2 separate regions of the Mus musculus genome follow, and region 1 is linked to region 2. The links are chromatin contacts, found by Hi-C in ENCODE. All regions are on one chromosome and are shown on one strand. The core of a region is the stretch at or near the end of the contact, and the rest is flanking DNA. Distances in the headings are between cores, read along the strand shown. Region 1 holds the start of Stra8 (stimulated by retinoic acid gene 8). Region 2 overlaps Cald1 (caldesmon 1).

What was found. Hi-C counts contacts between places; a loop is a spot of excess contacts on that map.
Region 1: a map of v-Abl transformed pro-B cells shows a loop between it and region 2 (2.7-fold over the local background). The contact joins the promoter of Stra8 here to the enhancer-like site in region 2. A Hi-C loop is called at or near these places in 5 of 37 maps with a recorded cell type or tissue (CH12.LX, heart and v-Abl transformed pro-B cells).

The regions. Positions count from the first base shown.
Region 1 is chr6:34,919,376-34,922,256 of GRCm38, reverse strand. Stra8 (stimulated by retinoic acid gene 8) reads right to left here and starts at 1,309. Exons shown (of 9, transcript NM_009292.2): 1 at 1,203-1,309.
Region 2 is chr6:34,749,468-34,752,241 of GRCm38, reverse strand. The region is part of intron 5 of Cald1 (caldesmon 1); the gene reads right to left. Among named protein-coding and RNA genes, the nearest start is that of Gm38787, 18 kb to the right of the region's middle. Within about 2 kb of position 1,266, at least 1 of the 3 ENCODE cell types and tissues checked has a DNase peak (open chromatin) inside an H3K27ac peak, as active enhancers do; it is heart, where a contact is called at or near this core.

The DNA.
Region 1 (2,881 bases), core at 60-2,559, 170 kb before region 2:
GCACAGATCCTCTAGGAGTCGCTGGTGACCCCCGCCCCATCCTCTAGGAGCTGCAAGTGACCCACACATCCTCTAGGAGTCGCAAGTGAACCACACATCCTCTAGGAGTCGCAAGTGACCCACACATCCTCTAGGAGTCGCAAGTGACCCACACATGCATGCTCTAGGAGTCGAGGAGGACACACAGCACAGATCCTCTAGGAGTCGCAGGTGACTTCCCCCCTGACTCCGCTCTCCACTCCCTTCCCCCCCCCCCCGTTCTCTAGGAGTCTCAAGTGACCCACAAATGCTGTAGGGGTCGCAGCTGACCACCACACGTTTTCTAGGAGTCGCGGGTGATGCACGGATCCTCTAGGAGTCGCAGGTGACCCACACACATCCTCTAGGAGTAGCGGGTAACACCCCCTTCTCTAGGAGTCGTGGTTGATCCACAAGCACAATCTAGCAGTCACTGGTGACTTACACACTCTCTAGGAGTCCCGGGTAACCCCTACACACACGCTCTAGGAGTCCCGGGTGATCCCCACGCACGCTCTAGGAGTCCCGGGTGATCCCCACGCACGCTCTAGGAGTCCCGGGTGATCCCCACGCACGCTCTAGGAGTCCCGGGTGATCCCCACGCAAGCTCTAGGAGTCCCGGGTGATCCCCACGCACGCTCTAGGAGTCCCGGGTGATCCCCACGCACGCTCTAGGAGTCCCGGGTGATCCCCACGCAAGCTCTAGGAGTCCCGGGTGATCCCCACGCACGCTCTAGGAGTCCCGGGTGATCCCCACGCACGCTCTAGGAGTCCCGGGTGATCTCCACGCATGCTCTAGGAGTCCCGGGTGATCCCCACGCAAGCTCTAGGAGTCCCGGGTGATCCCCACGCACGCTCTAGGAGTCGCAGATGACCCTCACACAAGTTCAAGGAGTCACAGGTGATCCACACAGAAGCTCTAGGAGTCGCGGCTGACCCACACACTCTCTGGGAGTTACGGCGATACACATACACACTCTAGGAGTCGCGGCTGACCCTCCCCATACACTCTAGGAGTCACGGGTGACCCACACGCACTTAAGTCGCCGGTGACACACACACACACACACACACACACACATACACACAAACTTGTGCAAACAGATTAAATATCCACTGACAGGGCATGCATTCACAAGCACCCACTTTTACTCTCAGAACACAAACGGTAGGAGAGTACTTACCTTTAAGGCCACCACGGTGAACCATGCACCTTCGACACTTGTGGAACACGCAGGAAACTGCACGAAGCCCTGACGAGTCAGTCACTCACGACTGCCCGTCGCAGAATAAGAAGAGAGGCTCTTGCCTCAGGTAAAAAACTGACCTGGTACCCCAGGCTGCGAACCAATCACAGCCCTGTCACTGCCACCATGACCAATGGGGATGCATGGTGGGGCGCCAATGGGGAGCGTGGACATTGGTGAAAACATTGTAACAACTTGCCACAGGTTGCAAGAGGGTGTGGAAGGAGCAAGATGACCTTTTCACCCCATCCAGGCGGCTAGCGCCAGTTCTTACACCCCTCAACCAGGGCAATGCCACCTATAACTTTCTCTTGAGATATAGAGGAGCCATCTTCAAGGTCCCAGTAGCAGTCCCCTGTTTCAAGGAAAAGAAAGAGAAAAATGAAGATGTGAGAGGGAATAGGTACAAAATAGGAGAGGGGAATAGGGGATTCCCAACTAAAAAAGCAGAGAAGAGAACCTTAAAGGTGGACTTAAAATGCAGAGAAGAAAAGAGAGAGAGAGAGAGGATGTGTTGAGTTGTTTGTAGTAAGCAACAAGTTTTCTCCAGGTTGAGGGACTACAACTCATTTTCCGCCTCAAATCAGATGTGCTATTATCTTTAAACCACTTTTTTCCCTCGCATCTTGAGATATCTGCAATGGTCCTGACACCACCACATCAGTTTGGCACACTACGAGCGCCACCATATCAAACTGGCACACTAGGAGCGCACTCTTGTAGAGAAAGGAAAGCAAGCAAAAGCCCCTTGGAAGGGGAGAGGCTCAGCCTGTGAATAGGAGGGAGGGTGCCTCCTGCAGTCTGACCTGAGGTGAGCTGCTTCACCATCCTCGCCCCCGCCCCTCCACAGAGGTTAAACGGAGGTCACTTGAGGTAGCAGCTGCAGCCACGACTTTGGTAGCACCAGAAGTTGGATTCCAATCCGGGATCTACCTCACGGTGACTGTGACTGGCTAGAAAGGAGCCCCTTTCTAAAGTATGCAACAGGGTACCTTAAATTTGACTCTAGCGAGTCCTGGTGTCATCTTTCAAATGGTTTTGGTAGATTGTGGATTTTAAACAAAATGAAAACTGTTCAGTGGGAATGGTGGATCATAGCTGTAGTCGCAGCAATCAGGTAGCCCAGAAAGAAAAAAAAAATGAAGTTGGTGGCTAACCTGAGCTTAGAAATGAGGCTCTTGCTCCTGACAGAAAACAGATCTGATGCTTAAGGTACAGGAGTGGGGACCAGTGGGGACCCAGTTACCAGCTCCCCTCTAAACTATCAGGGATATGGCTGGCTAAAGGAGCTGGAGCTTTGTAAGACACTGTAGTGAATTGCCAGACCGATACAGAAAAGAGTGCTGAGGACAGGAATGGCAGCAGGGCCTCTCTCAAAGGCTTGTACCAGGTCCAAAGAGCAGCTACACCTTACCCCCTTGGAGGCAAGTTTTAAAAGTATCTTTTTACTTCCACGCTCTGCTTGGGTCATGACCTATCCCTTCTGACTCTCGGGCGGCCTTCGTTGTGGGTTTCCAGGTGGTCCCGGGCCTGCATCTATGGTCCTTCTCCTGGCTCTGCTTAAACCTCTGTACCTGCTGCTGGGGCTACTGGGTGCAGAACGGGTACTGAAACTG
Region 2 (2,774 bases), core at 17-2,516:
CAGTCTACTCATATTCTCAGGCAAAGCTTTCTTAGAAGCATTCTTAATGTAATCATGATGACTTGCGTTTGTCTGAAAGTTATTTTCTCCTTTGGATGCTAAAGAGGGGGAGCTGCAATGCTGCCGCCATGTCCTCTCTGGCAGATTTGTCTTCGACCAAGGAGGCCGTTTGATTCTAGGGCTGTTACCAACCCAGTTTCTCTGGGAATCTCATCAAGATATAGTGAGATGAAGTGATCACTTTCCACATCCCACCATCTTATTGTCCTCTTGGCCCCTGGATGATTATGAGTGAGAGAAGGAGGCTTGGGCCCTGTAGAGCAGTGTAGAGAGTAGAATGCTTGGTGGCTGTCCTTGCCCTTTAGAACATATTGGTAGTCACTGAAAAGGCAGGAGGAGACAGTCTAGTTTCATTTTGGCCTGTCACTGTTGGATAGAGTCCTAGACACCATGGCCTAGAGTTCACACCCTGGTTAATATGTATCTGGGAATACAAATATAGAGGTGAGGGGAGATATTCCCAGGATACCCATGAAACAAATTCTGAGTCAAGTCTTACAGTTTATGGTGGCAACTGCTTAGGTAAATTTCTTTTAACTCACTTCTTTTATTTTGAAGTCAGAAATATTTTCATTTCCCCAAAAGGTATTATCAGATTTACTGGCCAAAAAAAAAAAAAAAAAAAAACAAAACAAAAAAAAAAAAAAGACAAAACAAAACCTTAAAATAGCTTTGTAAAAGCATTAGATGTCTATGAGAAGAAGAGTCTCCCACTCTACTTGTTGGGAAGGGTTTTGGTGGGTGGTCTCCTCATATTCTCAGGGGGAAAACTTTCTTAGAAACATTCTTAATGTAATAATGATGACTAGCGTTGGACTGAAAGTTATTTTCTCCTGAGAAATAAATAAAAGACTCCAGGGGATCCTTAAATTTTAGTTTAAAGAGTAGAGTGGATTAGATTCTATGGCAAATTCATGGCAAGCCCACAGCCTTCTGAGTCGCTGGGAACTAGATCTCTTAGGTATCTTGGAATGTTACCACCAAGAAAGATCTCTGCGGAAAGGTCACTGGGTGGTCACAAGTGTTGAAAGAGCAAGCAGGTCTCTTCATTCACAGATAACATGGCTGTACTTTAAACAGCCTCTAGATTCTTAGATGTTTGGATGAGACTCCGTTTAGCTGGGCTACTTAGTGGTAGAAAGCATGAGCATATGGGGGTGTGGGAACTTAGGAGGCGTGACCTTAAGCTGGAGAGAACTCAGGAGCCCAAGGGAACACATGGACCCGCCTGAGACGGGAGTCTCTGAGTCATGCTACTCTGCACGACAAAGTTCCAGAATAACAGCAAGACTTGGATGTCAGTTGCAGGCCTTCATGAGCTTCAGATCCCCAAATCCTCATCTGGATCCCTGCTCTACCCCACACATGTCCTCCTGGCTCCTTGCTCCTGAAATTTGGCTCATGGACAACTTAGACCTTCAGCAGAGAGCTTAGACTCCAGCTTAAAGCGCCTGAGTCATTCTTTAACCAAATTCCTGGATGCACATGCATGCTATGGTCACACTGTCTGTTCAGGACATGTGGGCCTGGGTGACAGGAATATTAGATTCGAAGTCACAAAAGACCCTGTGACTGACTCTCTCTCTCTCTCTCTCTCTCCCTCTCTCTCTCTCTCTCTCTCTTTGTTAAAAGCCAAGAAAACAAAACCAAATAGAAGAACTGAAAAGAGACAGCTTGTAATGGAAGAGGAGAGACAGAAACTTAACTATGTCTCAGAGTCAGAGATCATCTGCACTCCATGGCTGCCACAGAGCTCAGCTGCGGTGGAGGAATACAGGGGATTTGTTTATTTGTTTGTGTTTTAAAGCACTGGAGGGACTTTGGGAAATGCTTCCCTTAGCAGGGCAGAGGAATGTTTGTGTTCACTTTCGATTGGCCTAGCTGCTTATGTTGTATGGATCCCTAATCCTGCCAGGAAAGGTTTCTGCTTGCTTTTGTGATAAAAGAAAGAAGAAAGGAAAGGAAGGAAGGAAAGGAAAAAAGGAAAGAACAAACAAAAGGAAGAAAGGAAGAAAGAGGAGAGGAGAAGAGAGGAGAGGAAGGAAAGAAAGAAAAAAGGAAGGGAAAGAAGGAAAGAAAGAAAAGAAATGAAGGGAGGGCATAATAGGAAAGGGTTATTCAAAATGTCTGAATCATGCTAAATGATTTTAAATTGCCTATATAACACGCCAGTCCAGCTAGTTGGGAAGGGAGAACTCTATCCATTCAGTCGCAGTTTATCTATATACAATGATAAGATCTTAAAATTGATCTTTTGAAAAGGCTGATTGGAGGTGATTATCTAGCCTGGTATAAAAAAGGAGCCGGAAGTTCTGAGCCCTGGAATGTGCTGTTCGGCAAACTGGGAAAGGGACACTGGGAAAGGGACTGGAAAGCAGCTATTCCCTGGGGTGTCTGACTGATACCATGGACTTTCCCTTATCTGAGAAGAGGCAGAGGGATGACTGAGGATGAGCCTCCTCTGACTCAGATGGAGGCGTGGGATGCTTTGGCCATTAAAAGTGAATCACTCTCTGGCCTAAATGAACTTTCACATCAGCAGAGGGTATTTACTGAAGCCCTCTGCCCACATTTCACCACTGAGTTGCAGATCTCACGCTTTCTTCCCGTGTCTGACACTATTTGAGTTTGGTTCTGAGACAGCTTTGTCGTACAGATGGACCTTTACACAGTCCAGGGTGTTCAGCCGTCTCCTTAGCTGCCTGGTAGAGCTA